Linked DNA regions of Homo sapiens: region 1 is linked to region 2. Evidence: read pairs that join two places in POLR2A ChIA-PET (ENCODE). Cell type or tissue: OCI-LY7. All regions are shown on one strand. Links, peaks and the distances in the headings refer to the core of each region. The heading gives the core; the rest is flanking DNA.

Region 1 (7,164 bases), core at 970-5,969, 58 kb after region 2:
TGGTACAATTTTTAATAAAATCATTTAAAGCAAATCTGGTCTTTTATTTTTCAAGGTGTGGTAAAAATGCAAGGAGATCAGTTAGGAAATTAAAGCCTTCTAGCTTTCTCAGCTGCCAGCTTGAGTGACCTGAAGGCGCTCAGCTTTCGCCGTGATTTCCTTTCCCCTCTTGGAGTTGAGAAGAGTGATTCCGACCACCACGCGATAGGCAGCACAGCAGAGGCCCTGTGAGGGGGAAAGATGCAGGTTTTGGACCCGGTTCCCTCCTCCTCCAGCTGAATGATCTTGGGCAAGTTATGTCACCTCTCTGAGCCTTCAGTTCTTCCACGTGTGAAATACGACTGTGCCGGCCTTGCAGGATTAAAGGGAATGTGTCAAAAGGGCCTGTCTGCCACTGGGACCCAGTGAGGGAAAGGACCCCGGCAGCCCCTCCCGCACACACTACCCCACCCCTCCTTTCTATCAGGGTAGCCCCTCAGGAGGCAAGCTAGTTGTAGGGGGACTTCCTGGCTTGCATTTCTTTGTGGATTAACAATGTGTCTGATTCAAAGCGGTGATTTAAAGCTCTTGACAGAGTTCTGAAAATCCTTGGGAAAAACTACTCCTGATCCTATCAGCAGTAAGTTATGAACTGAGGGGCCAACCCGCCCTGCATCTGTTGGGCTGTCCTTGATTTAGGAGGTTGTCAGCTCTCAGATCTAGCCTTGGCCTCCAGTTCCAACCCTCATAGAGGGTTGGAGCTTGGCATGACATTGGATCTTTTGTCCAACCTCTCTGTCTTATGGGTGAGTAAACTGAGGCCCAGAAAGGGGATATAATTTTCTATTTGGTCTCTTTAAATAGCTGAGTCAGTCTTGAGGGGGGGCTCACCCCATCCATCTGTTTCCATTTGGGAATCGCACTGCTCATGCCCAGGTCTTCAAGTAAGCCAAAACTTATCTATTTTTAATGCCAAATAACTGCCTCTTCTTCTGTAAAGTATGGCACTTCCAACCACTCTATATTTGGACAGGGAGGTTTATTTTTACTGGAGCGTGGTATAAGTGGGGCCTGGTGCCATGTCCGGATGTTATTCTACATTTCACTTGCTGGGTTGTAGTTGAGTCCATTAAGCAGTTCCTATGAGGTTCACAGGGGATTAGTAGGTGACTGGTGATAGTGATGTCTTTCACGTCATCGAGGCCTACCTTGGGTAAGGCTGCACTCCGTTGCCCAGGCTAGAAATCTGAGCGCTCACCTTCGTTCCCCTTGTTCCCTCCTTTCTCTCTGTCTGATCCCTCCAGAGGAAGAACAGAGACATTAAAGGCACAGCTGTCCAAGTTTGAACCCAGACTGTGCCGCTCACCAGCTATGTGGCATTGGGAGGCCACATAATCTTTCTGTGCCTCAGTTTCCTCACCTATAAAATGAGATAGTAGTGCCTACCCATAAAGTTATTGTGAGAATTAAATGTGTAAATATGTGTAAGGTGCTTAGAAGAATGCTTGGTACATATTAAGTTTTCAATTTATGTTAGCTATTAATATTAATGATATTATTATTTGTGGGCAGTTGGTCAATAAGCTCTGGCCATTCTTACTTGGAAATGTCTCTTGCAGCCTATCTTCCTTCTGTCTCTGCTGCACCGTCTTAATGTAAGTCCTTTTGCCTGAACAACTGTGGAGCATCTTAACTGTTCTCTCATCAGCCTTGCCCCTTCCACAGCATGGTCTTCTGTGCTGCCAGGGAAACTTCCTAAATGGCAGACACAATCCCATCGCCCCCACTGGAAAACTTGCCCTACCGGATCCTTAGCCTGCCTCTCCAGATATCTCCTTTGTATTAGTATTCTGTACTTGTATTCTGCAAAACAAATTACCCCTACATTTAGCAGTTTAAAACAAAAATGGCCGGGCGCAGTGGCTCACGCCTGTAATCCCAGCACTTTGGGAGGCTAAGGCAGGTGGATCACGAGGTCAGGAGTTCAAGACCAGCCTGGCCAACATAGTGAAACCCCGTTTCTACTAAAAATACAAAAAATTAGCCGGGAGTGGTGGTGGGCACCTGTAATCCCAGCTACTTGGGAGGCTGAGGCAGGAGAATCGCTTGAACCCGGGAGGTGGAGGTTGCAGTGAGCCGAGATCCCGCCACTGCACTCCAGTCCAGGCAACAGTGCAAGACTCCGTCTCAAAAAAAAAAACAAAAACCAAACAAACAAAAATTTATTATCTCACAGTTTCTGTGGGCCAGGAATTTGGGAGTGGCAGCCCAAGGTGGCCGCGTGATAAGGTGCTGGTATTAAGGAGGAGACCCCTGAAGCACCCATTTAATTTTCATGAAGTCAACTGCAGGAGCTCAGCTGAGAGGTGGGGAGAGCGGGAGGGACACATACAGTGATATGTTGATGTGTGGTGATACAGTGCAGCAGCCGGGCAAGGTTGCAGGGCCCGGAGGGTGTGTGAGACGGGAGCACACGCAGCCACCCTTCCCTGGCCTCATCTCACGGCAGCATCTCGCCACACTGAAGATAAGTTTCTCTGGCCCAGCACAGCCCTAAATGCCACCCACGTTTTCCTCTGCTGCTCAGCTGAGGTAACAGGAGTCTCTTCCAGCCTGAAGGCAGAGCTGACTGGCTGGGATGTCCCGTGGAGGGATCATGTCTGCTTGTTGTACTTCATAGGCATTTTAAAGGATTTTCAAGGGAAATTTTCACTTTATGTGATTTGGCTTTACAGGAGGTCTTGGAACTAGTCCCTGTGTACAATGAGACTCCTTTGGACCCCTAAACCCCAAACCATGCTGCCCTTAACGCACTGCTTCCTAGGAGACGCTTCTGCCCCCGTAACTGGGAAGGCTCGGTGTGGAATTAGAATTGGAATTGTCCTAAAGGGAGGGTGAAAGTAAGTGATGTTAGTGATGCCCTGTCTGGCCACTGCTTTTGCTACCATTCACATGTCCCCTGGCTCCACGCTACTCTGCAGGGGGATCTGTCACCAGCATTCGAATGCTCATTCGAGCGCCAACCCTGCTCCTAAGAAGGTGAGGTACACTGAATGAGTCACTGGCACTGAAGCGAGGCGCCACCCTAAGCCCAGTGCGAAGATTGGAAAGAAATAAGCTACATGGTCCCCACCCTCAAAATTATGCCCTACAAGAAATCCAGGTGGTGTGGAAAAGTGGATGAATCACCCGGTGGGGATTAAGGAGACTGGGTTTTCAGGCTGACTGTATCATTAGCTGACGGAATGACTTTGGGCAAGGATGTGACTTCACCTCACTGGTCTTTGGGGTCCTTATCTATCAATGGGGCAGGACCAGACTGCATCTCTGTGACCTGCCCCAGCATTTTATTCAGCAGGTTTTTTGTTTTTTGTTTTTGAGATGGAGTCTCGCTCTGTTGCCCAGGCTGGAGTGCAATGGCACGATCTTGGCTCACTGCAGCCTACGCCTCCTGGGTTCAAGCAATTCTCCTGCCTCAGCCTCCCGAGTAGCTGAGATTACAGGCGCCCACCACCACTCCCGGCTAATTTTTTGTATTTTTAGTAGAGATGGGGTTTCACCATGTTGGCCAGGCTGGTCTCGAACTCCTGGACTCAAGTGATCCACCTGCCTTGGCCTCCCAAAATGCTGGGATTACAGGCGTGAGCCACCATCCCCAGCTTCGCAGTATTTTGTGTTTTGTTTTGTTTTGTTTTGGTCAGGTCTCGAACTCTTTTGAGATTCTGCTGAATTAAGATAGCAATCCTCTCTTAGGGAAAAGGCATATGACATGCTCAGACTCAAGAATTTTTGCATAAGATTTCAGGAAAATTATTGAGTCTCTGAACCTGTCACTTGGTCCCCAGGCTTCAGGATTATGGTTTTCTTTGTAAAGGAAAAAGCAAAAGAACAAGTACTGCAAAAACTTAGAAACCAAAGCAAGCTTTTTCTTCATTGCGCTCCTGACTTTCCTCATACTCCAGGCAGTTACTGCTGTCGCATGTACATTTCACCCTGTGTACACGGTGATGGAGGATGGTGCAATCTCTGGGGGCACGTGTGTTTATTGTACTGCATTCTTGATTTTGGAGATGTACACTTCCTGTCAGCACATTCAGAGACTGAGGCTGTGAAAATGGTCCTGTCCTTTTGGAGGTCACAACTTCAGCCCAGAGAGAGTATTTGTAGCCACAATGGGCTTTGCAGCCTTCTATCTTATCCAGCTGGAAGACGGGCAAGGAACCTGGGGTGCTTTTCCATGAGCTCAGAAAGGGGCTTCAGAGGTTCATGCAAAATGAACTGGTGGGGAGTGGTCAGCCCTTGGAGGGGTAGGAAAACATGGTTGGGGACTGTGGAAGACCCGGGAGTGGACAGGGGCAAAGGCCTGGGAGTTCTGGGCAACCCTGATAAAAGCTGCTTGTTTTGCACCTGAGTGAGCCCAGGGTTCTGCCCCATGATTCCGTCTGTGAAGTGGAGAGGGTTTGGTGCCTGGTGGCAACCTCATTTCTAACACAGCATTATGTTTGCCAAGTACCCTTTAGCCCAATTTCATAGGTACTGAGCCCTTGAGTACCGATTTCATAGGTGCTGAACACACACACACACACACACACACACACACACACACACACTCACACGCTTGAGAGGGCTGGCTACTATTCTAAAAAGCAACCACAAAAAAAATTCATCAGCCCCCGAGTCTGGTAGATCAAAGGCTGGGGTCAGGAGCCTCTTGCCCGAGCACCAGGGCTTGGTACTGCCTCAATATTCTGCAGTTTACGGCCATTCTAGACCCATAATTTCCATGATTCCTCTGTGAAATGTAGAGAAGAACTGATGACACTTCACAGACTGGGGAAACCAAAATACACCTGTAAGACTGGATTTCATACCATTAAGGACCAACAAATTTCCCTTTTACCTCTTACCACCGATGGTCACCATTTACTCAGTACAACTGTCACCATTTTCTTGACTACCAATGGACATTATTGTGTGAGTGGCTTTTTTACATGTCTGGATGGACCGAAGGCCCTTGTGTGGGCAGGCACTGATCTGTCTCATTTACCACTGTAGCCCCGCTATCCAACAAAGAACCTGACACTTGCAAGGAGCTCAGCAATCTTCATGTAAGCAAAGAGTGAAGAATACTAGTGGGAGGAAGTGTGAGTGCTCGTGGCGTGATGTTCAGCAAGGCGTGCCACTCACTGCCGCCCTCACGTCTGAACTCCTGAGCAGTCCCACGGGGCGAGGGCAAAATGAACCTTGTTTCCTTTCCTCCTCCTGCCAAAGTCCGAAAGTCACATTCTGCAGACTTTCAGGAAATTTGACTTGCTCACTTCAGTAGGGTTCAATGCAGCAATTTCTGGGTGGAAGTGGAGTTGGGGGAAGGGCACGCTGGCACTGAGGCAGGTGGGCTCTGAGCAGTGTAGGCTGGTGAGCCAGGCTGAGGGCCACCTCCTTGCTCAGTGCCAGCAGAGCCCACGCTCACCAAATGTCCATGGTTCCGAAGCACCTTGGTGAAGGATGACACCAGTGGGCTCTGGTGCCTGAGGGTGTGGCCAGGGTGGGCTGAATCAGTGGCATGGCAGCTTCCCTCTGGCAGGGTCCTGCCAACTACCAGCCTCCCTGCTCCTGAGGAAGCAGAACCAGGGGAGGTGTGGTCCAGGCTGCCCTGCTATCTCCTGCGGTTCATCCCAGCCATCCAGGAGGAGAAGGGGTGTGTGTGAGGGGAGCAGCAGCACAGAAATAGCCTGCAGTGTTTAGAAGGGAGGACCCCAAGGAAGTGCCCAGGCTAATCGACCAAAAACTCCTGCTGGGACATTGCTCTTGCTTCCAGTTGCTTCGGTCTGCCTCTCATCTCAACTCTGGCTACAGAAATATGTGTGTCCCTTCGCAAGCTCGCTGTTTTATTTTTAAAAGTATTCTGCTCTACTGTGAGCCATGAACAGAAGCTCCCCTTGTGGAACAAAGAGTTAATCTCCCTGCAGTGGCATCCTGTCAGCCCCTCGGAACCTGTGTCAGCGTTCTCCTTCCCGCTCCCCCTGTGGACTGCCTCTGGCTCACTCGCTGCACACAAAGGCTCCTCTGTTTCTGGCCGGGCTGGAGTCACATGCTTTCACTCTTAACCCCGGAGCTTTAAAGCTAAACACCCACCCTCTTTGGCCCCAGATGACCCTGTTTACGTCTGCTGAGCCAATTCCAAACAGCAACAGTAGTGAAAACTTCTGTCGGGAGAGACTTCTCAACTACTGGTGTAGAGAGAACAAATCTTCACTTTGTATAATGCGAGGACTTTAAGAAGTTTTGGGAAATGGCTGAGAGGAAAAAAACACAAGGAAGCCAGCAGCCTGCCCCAACTTCTCTATTTTCTAAAGTATCTCTTACCAGAGACCCCCGGTGGGGCTCGGGATAAAGCTTGCAAGAAACAGAAAATGGTGAGCAGTTTTCATGGCTGAGGGGAAGAACATTCTAGATTTTCCTGATAGCCTACTTTGTTTAACCCTTAAGGAAAGTGACATTTTCTTTTTTAAGTTTAAAAAAAAATTATTTTTCAAAGGGCTATTCTCTTTGCTTCATGTCACTGAGGATGGGAAAGAAATATTCCCTTTCCTGGGTTTGGGGAATGACCTGTGAAACTGTGGAGGCTTCTGGAGAGGAGGGCTGGGCCAATCCATTTCAAAGTTCTGGTTGGGGAAGACTTGTGTTTTTGTTTTTACCCTAAAGTTTCCTTTTTCTTTTCTTCTTCTTCTTCTTCTTCTTTTTTTTTTTTCTCTCTCCCAGTTTATGGGTAGTAGCCCATGTTAGCCGTAAAGGAAGTCAAGTTTCCTTTGATTGTTCTTGCCCTGATCAAAGTGGCAGACAGTGGAAGGGAAAATACCAGAGCCCCAAAATGATGGTAACTCTGGAGTCCCGAGATTAGGTATTTGTGAACAGTACAGATAACAGAATTGGTCAGGTGCCTGCTAGTCTCATGTCCATCCCTGAAGAAAGTAATGGAGTAGTGTAGATTAGAATCAAGCAAGTCAGTTCCACGTCCTCGGGGCTAGTGGAATTCCTTAGGCAGGGGATGACAAATAAGTTTCATCTCTAGCGATAATGAGAAACTGGCAGCCAGCTGTATTGGGAAGGTTTCTGATGCTACATCCAGGCTTAGCCCAAAAGAGTACCATGACCAAAGAGCAATGTCTACTGGGCATGGGAGGA
Region 2 (7,164 bases), core at 708-5,707:
CCAAGACTGGGCCATGTCTCTTCCCCTTCAGCAATTGCCATCAGAATAAAGCGAAAAAAAGAAAGGATCCCAGTAGCGTATTCTTCTGGGTTGCATGGACACTGGCTTCATCTACACTTCTCTGAGTTTTGGTGTAGCCCAACTCTCTCTCTTACCAAATGGCCTTACTCACTAAATCTGTCAAGTGTCTACCAAAATCATGCATTTTTTATTGAAACCGGTGAAATTCTTCCTCTGTTGTCTTTCCACCACCCTTTGGGCACTGCTCACCTTCTCCCCCATGCTGTTTTGTATGGATTTTAAGCCAAAGGAAGACAGGGACCTTGTCTTGGTCATCTCTGATTCCCCTACCATGATAGTCAAATAGCCTTGATAATCAAAATGTAGTTTTCTGTGTAACAAGATCTCCGGGCAATTCATTAGGGTTTGAGCAGCACTGTACTAGGCACTCAGCACAGTGCTCTTCAAGTGTTTGGCCGAGCCAGGGAAGTGGGTATGGTTAAAGGCAATGCAGATGGTTAGTGGCAATGCACTTTTTTCTTTTTTGAGACAGAGGCTTGCTCTGTTGCCCAGGATGGAGTGCAGCGGTGCACTCATGCCTCACTGCAGCTTCGACTTCCTGGGATTGAGAGATCCTCCTGTCTTGGCCTCTGAAGTAGCTGGGACTACAGGCACACGCCACCAGGCCCAGCTACTTTATTTTTTATTTTTTGTAGAGACAGGGTCTCACTATGTCACCCAGGCTGGTCTTGAACTCCTGAGCTCAAGTGATCCTCCTATCTTGGTCTCCCAAAGTGCTGGGATTATAGGCGTGAGCCTCTGTGCTCAGCTGGATCAATTGTTTTTTAATATCCAATTTTGTTGCCTCTGTTGACCTTTTGTGTGTGTGTGTGTGTGTGTGTGTGCGTGCGTGTGAGAGAGAGACAGCATCTTGATCTCTTACCTAGGCTGGAGTGCAGTGGCACAATCACGGGTCACGGCAGCCTCAACCTCCTGGGCTCAAGCAATCCTCTTGCCTCAGCCTCCCAAGTAGCTGGGACTACAGGAATACACCACCATGCCTGACTAGTTTATTTTTTATTTTTTGTAGAGACTGGGTCTTGCTGTGTTATCCAGGCTGGTCTCGTACTCCTGGCCTCAAGCAGCCCTCTCACCTCAGCGTCCCAAAGTGCTGGGATTATAAGCGTGAGCCACCACATGCAGCCTCTAGTAGCTTTTTAGCTATACCTCTTTGTTTTATTTTTAATAATTGCTCTAGGGATCATAGTGTGCATCTTTAACTTGTTAGAGTTTATTTTGGGTCTACATTATACCACTTCACAAATAATTTAAGAAAATTCCATTTTACTTCCATTTGCCCCTTCCATCCTTTGACTATTATCTATTCTACTTGTGTGCATGTAATAAGTCCCATAATATATGGTTGTTATTTGTGTTTTTAAAAGCCAATTGTCATTCAAAATAAATTAAAATAGTCTTCTATATTTACCCACATACTTACCATTTGCAATGCTCTTCATTCCTTCTGGTAGATCTGAGCCTCCAACTGCTATCATGCTATCTTTTCTCACTAGCCTGAAGAACTCCCTTTAGTATTTCTTTCTTTTCTCTTTTTCTTTCTTTCTTTCTTTCTTTCTTTCTTTCTTTCTTTCTTTCTTTCTTTCTTTTCTTTCTTTCTTTTTTCTTTCTTTCTTTCTTTCCTTCCTTCCTTCCTTTCTTCTTTCTTTTCTCTCTCTCTCTCTTTCTTTCTTTTTTTTTTTTTTGCTTGCTTGTTTCTTGTGATGGAGTCTCCCTACGTTGCCCAAGTTGATCTTGAACTTCTAGGCTCAAGTGATCCTCCTGCCACAGCCTTCCCAGTAGCTGGGACTACAATTGCACCCAGCTTTTTTAGTATTTCTTGAAGTACATGTCTGTTGAAAATTATTTCCCTTAGCTGTTGTTTATCTAAACATATCTTTATTTCTGTTTCATTTGTGAAAGCTATTTTTCTTGGACAGAGAATTCTATATTTTCTGGTTTTCTTTTCATGTATGTCATTTTATTGTCTTCTGGTTTGCATTGTTTTTAAAGAGAAGTTAGGCATCATTTTTATCATTGTAATGTTCCTTTTTTCTCTGGCTGCTTTTAAGATTTTCATTTTATCTTTGGTTCAACAACTTGACTGTGATGTGTCTAGATGTGTTTTTCTTTGTATTTACCCCACTTGGGGTTTGACGACCTTTTAAAATCTGTAGGTCTGCCAGGTGCGGTGGCTCATGTCTGTAATCCCAGCACTTTGGGAGGCCAAGGTGGGCAGATCACTTGAGGTCAGGAGTTCGAGACCAGCCTTGCCAACGTGGTGAAACCCCGTCTCTACTAGAGATACAAAAATTAGCTGGACATGGTGGCGCACACCTGTAGTCCCAGCTACTTGGGAGGCTCAGACAGGAGAATCGCTTGAACATGGGAGGTGGAGGTTGCATTGAACTGAGATTGCGCCACTGCACTCCAGCCTGGCTGACAGAGTGAGACTCTGTCTCAAAAAAAAAAAAAAAATTAGTTTAAATCTGTAGGTTGATCCTTTTTGTTACATTTTAAATTTTTCACTATTATTTCTTCCTGTAGAAAAACAATTGGTGCTATTTGTTCTCTTTCTGAGACTGCAATTACACAAATCTTAGGACAGCTGCTGTTATCCCACAGGTCACTGTACTGTGGTCATTAATTTTTTTCTCTCTTTTTATCAGTTTGGATACTTTTGATTGGCTTGTCTTTAAGTTCATTGATGCTTTTTCTGTGGTGTCCAATTTGCTATTAAGCTCATCCAATGAATTTTATATATATATATATATATATATATATATATATATATATTTAGTTCATATATATATATATATTTAGTTGTAGAATTTCCATTTGGTTCTTTTTTAGAGTTTACATTTCTTTACTAAAATAACCCTCTCTTCAACCATCATAGCTATCTTTTCCTGTGAACTTTAACATATTCATATTAATCGTTTTAAAGCTTTTGTCTGCTAACTCCAATAACTGGATCATGTGTGGATCTGCTTCTCTATTTTCTCTTGATTATGGATCACATGCTTCTTTTCCTTACTCTCCTGTTTCTCAAAACTGTATTCCAGAAATTTTGTATAAAAGAACAGTAGAAATGAAAATATATCTTTTTGTTTACTTCTCAGAAATTGCAGTTCCTTTCCCCTGTCTGGTGGTTAGGTTGAAGCTGATCACTGGGACTCCTCGGACAGTGGAATTGAGGTAAGGCTGCACTGCAGCTTTAATTAGATTGTGTTCACCTGTAAGTAGCCCAATCCCAAGCTTCTGCCTCCTTTTCAAGTTGTCAGTAATTGAGCTGGGTGGGGGTAGCGTACAGATTCAGATCATTTTGATTCAACTTTGGACTCTACTCCAGCAGGGCCCCAGAATCTAAGCAGGACCGTGTCATTACTCTCTGCTTTCCAGCCCCTTCTCCAGTGCCACAGTTGTGGCAAAGTTCAGGAATGGGGGTGGGTGGAGAACAGAGAATTATCGGCCTAAATGACCTGCTTTTATATTGGGCCTCTTCCAGATTGTCATCTGTCTTGCCAGCCCATGCCGCAGCTCGCTGATTTCTTCTTATCCTTACAAAACCCCTGCCTATGGCATGTTTCTCCATCCACCTGTAGCCAGACCAGGCACATCCTCAGGTGTGAAAGCTGTGCTGACCTTCTGCTCATCTATAAAGGGCTTGTTTCTTTGTGGAATTCAACTCATCAAGGCCATGCCTGCACTGCTCAGTAGAAAAGCACGATTTTTATTTTTGTCTAGGTTTTTCTTGTTGATAGCATTGTAGCAAAGGCTTTTCATATATTTCTACATCCTAACCAGAAGCGGAGCTCTCCCAGATGTTAGAGGAGCAGTAAGGAGGTCAATGTGTCTGGAGCAGAATGAGTGAAAACAGGAAGAAGAGATGAAGCTGGAGAGGTGACCAGGAGTCAGTTCATGCTCAATCTCACAGGCCACTGGAAAGATTGGCTTTTACTTTGCATAAGATGGGAAGTGATGGCTTTTGAGCAGAAGAATGACAGGGTCTTGTATGGGTTTTAACAGGAGCACTGTGGCTGCCGGGATGAAAATAGTCTGTAAGAGGCAAGGGAAGCAATAGAGGGATCAGTTATTGCAACAATCCAGGGAAGGGATGGTGGTAGCTTAGATTGGTGTGGCCATGGTGGAGTGGTGAGTCTGAGTACATTTTGAAGGCAGAGACAGCAGCGTTTATTGACAGATGATATGTAAAGTATAGGGAAAGAAGAGGATGACTCTAAAGTTGTGGTCTGAACAAGCAGAAGGATGGAGTTTTCTTACTCAGATGGAAAGACTGAGGAGAGTCAATATCTTGGACCATTTGTGCTGCTATAATAAAGTACCACAGACTGGGTCACTGATGAAGAACCAAAGTTAACTTTCTGACAGTTCTGGAGTCTGGGAAGTCTAAGATGAAGGCGCTGGCACTTGGCAAGGGCCTTCTTGCTGCATCATTATATGGAGGAAGGCGGAGGGGCAAGAGAAAGCAAGAGTGGGTCAAACTTGCCCTTTTATAATGGCACCAGTTCTACCCATGAGGTTGGAACCCCCATGGCCTAATCACCTCTTAAAGGTCCTACCTCGTAAGACTGTTACAATGGCAACTGAATTTCGTGAGCTTTGGAGAAACATTCAAACCACAGCAAGTAGGTTTGTGGGAAGTACTCTTTCTTTTTTGTTTTTTTGAGACGGAGTCTCGCTCTGTCGCCCAGGCTGGAGTGCAGTGGTGCGATCTCAGCTCACTGCAAGCTCTGCCTCCTGGGTTCACGCCATTCTCCTGCCTCAGCCTCCCGAGTAGCTGGGACTACAGGCGCCCACCACCACGCCTGGCGAATTTTTTGTATTTTTAGTAGAGACGGGGTTTCACCGTATTAGCCAGGATGGTCTCGATCTCCTGACCTCGTGATCCGCCTGCCTCAGCCTCCCAAAGTGCTGGGATTACAGGCGTGAGCCACCGCGCAAGGCCAGTGGGAAGTACTCTTATTTTATTTTATTTTATTTTTAATTTTTAAATTTTTATTTATTTATGTATTTATTTATTTATTATTATTATACTTTAAGTTTTAGGGTACATGTGCACAACGTGCAGGTTTGTTACATATGTATACATGTGCCATTTTGGTGTGCTGCACCCATTAACTCGTCATTTAGCATTAGATATATCTCCTAATGCTATCCCTCCCCGCTCCCCCCCACCCGACAAAAGTCCCCAGCGTGTGATGTTCCCCTTCCTATGTCCATGTGTTCTCATTGTTCAATTCACACCTATGAGTGAGAACATGAAGTGTTTCGTTTTTTGTCCATGCGATAGTTTGCTGAGAATGATGGTTTCCAGCTTCATCCATGTCCCTACAAAGGACATGAACTCATCCTTTTTTATGGCTGCGTAGTATTCCATGGTGTATATGTGCCACATTTTCTTAATCCAGTCTATCGTTGTTGGACATTTGGGTTGGTTCCAAGTCTTTGCTATTGTGAATAGTGCCACAATAAACATACGTGTGCACGTGTCTTTATAGTAGCATGATTCATAATCCTTTGGGTATATATCCAGTCATGGGATGGCTGGGTCAAATGGAATTTCTAGTTCTAGATCCCTGAGGAATCGCCACACTGACTTCCACAATGGTTGAACGAGTTTACAGTCCCACCAACAGTGTAAAAGTGTTCCTATTTCTCCACATCCTCTCCAGCATCTGTTGTTTCCTGACTTTTTAATGATCGCCATTCTAACTGGTGTGAGATGGTATCTCACTGTGGTTTTGATTTGCATTTCTCTGATGGCCAGTGATGATGAGCATTTTTTCATGTGTTTTTTGGCTGCATAAATGTCTCCTTCTGAAACTATTCCAATCAATAGAAAAAGAGGGAATCCTCCCTAACTCATTTTATGAGGCCAGCATCATCCTGATACCAAAGCCTGGCAGAGACACAACAAAAAAAGGGAATTTTAGGCCAATATCCTTGATGAACCTTGATGCAAAAATCCTCAATAAAATACTGGCAAACCGAATCCAGCAGCACATCAAAAAGCTTATCCACTATGACCAAGTGGGCTTCATCCCTGGGATGCAAGGCTGGTTCAACATACGAAAATCAATAAACATAATCCAGCATATAAACAGAACCAAAGACAAAAACCACATGATTATCTCAATAGATGCAGAAAAGGCCTTTGACAAAATTCAACAACCTTCATGCTAAAAACTCTCAATAAATTAGGTATTGATGGGACGTATCTCAAAATAGTAAGAGCTATCTATGACAAACCCACAGCCAATATCATACTGAATGGACAAAAACTGGAAGCATTCCCTTTGAAAACTGGCACAAGACAGGGATGCCCTCTCTCACCACTCCTATTCAACATAGTGTTGGAAGTTCTGGCCAGGGCAATCAGGCAGGAGAAGGAAATAAAGGGCATTCAATTAGGAAAAGAGGAAGTCAAATTGTCCCTGTTTGCAGATGACATGATTGTATATCTAGAAAACCCCATCGTCTCAGCCCCAAATCTCCTTAAGCTGATAAGCAACTTCAGCAAAGTCTCAGGATACAAAATCAATGTGCAAAAATCACAAGCATTCTTATACACCAATAACAGACAAACAGAGAGCCAAATCATGAGTGAACTCCCATTCACAATTGCTTCAAAGAGAATAAAATACTTAGGAATCCAACTTACAAGGGATGTGAGGGACCTCTTCAAGGAGAACTACAAACCACTGCTCAATGAAATAAAAGAGGATACAAACAAATGGAAGAACATTCCATGCTCATGGGTAGGAAGAATCAATATCGTGAAAATGGCCATACTGCCCAAGGTAATTTATAGATTCAATGCCATCCCCATCAAGCTACCAATGACTTTCTTCACAGAATTGGAAAAAGCTACTTTAAAGTTCATATGGAACCAAAAAAGAGCCTGCATTGCCAAGTCAATTCTAAGCCAAAAGAACAAAGCTGGAGGCATCACGCTACCTGACTTCAAACTATACTACAAGGCTACAGTAACCAAAACAGCATGGTACTGGTACCAAAACAGACATATAGACCAATGGAACAGAACAGAGCCCTCAGAAATAATGCCGCATATCTACAACTATC

What was found. ChIA-PET counts read pairs that join two places held together with the same protein. Peaks named below come from ENCODE experiments on the same cell type or tissue, not always from the same donor. Only the 100,000 strongest peaks of a DNase experiment are listed, where the experiment ranks them.
Region 1: POLR2A ChIA-PET joins it to region 2 with 7 read pairs; 6 of 35 experiments call an interaction of 5 or more read pairs at or near these places.

The regions. Positions count from the first base shown.
Region 1 is chr15:40,080,760-40,087,923 of GRCh38, reverse strand. BMF (Bcl2 modifying factor) reads left to right here. Exons shown (of 5, transcript NM_001003940.2): 5 at 1-34. It overlaps LOC105370787 (a long non-coding RNA gene), which reads left to right and starts at 6,128. Exons shown (of 3, transcript NR_188231.1): 1 at 6,128-6,395. RefSeq lists enhancers at 5,156-5,275, 4,908-5,592. In OCI-LY7, for the core only: no CTCF peak of the experiment used is centred there; a DNase peak (open chromatin) is centred at 4,018.
Region 2 is chr15:40,138,927-40,146,090 of GRCh38, reverse strand. No RefSeq gene overlaps it. Among named protein-coding and RNA genes, the nearest start is that of BUB1B, 19 kb to the left of the region's middle. In OCI-LY7, for the core only: no CTCF peak of the experiment used is centred there; no DNase peak of the experiment used is centred there.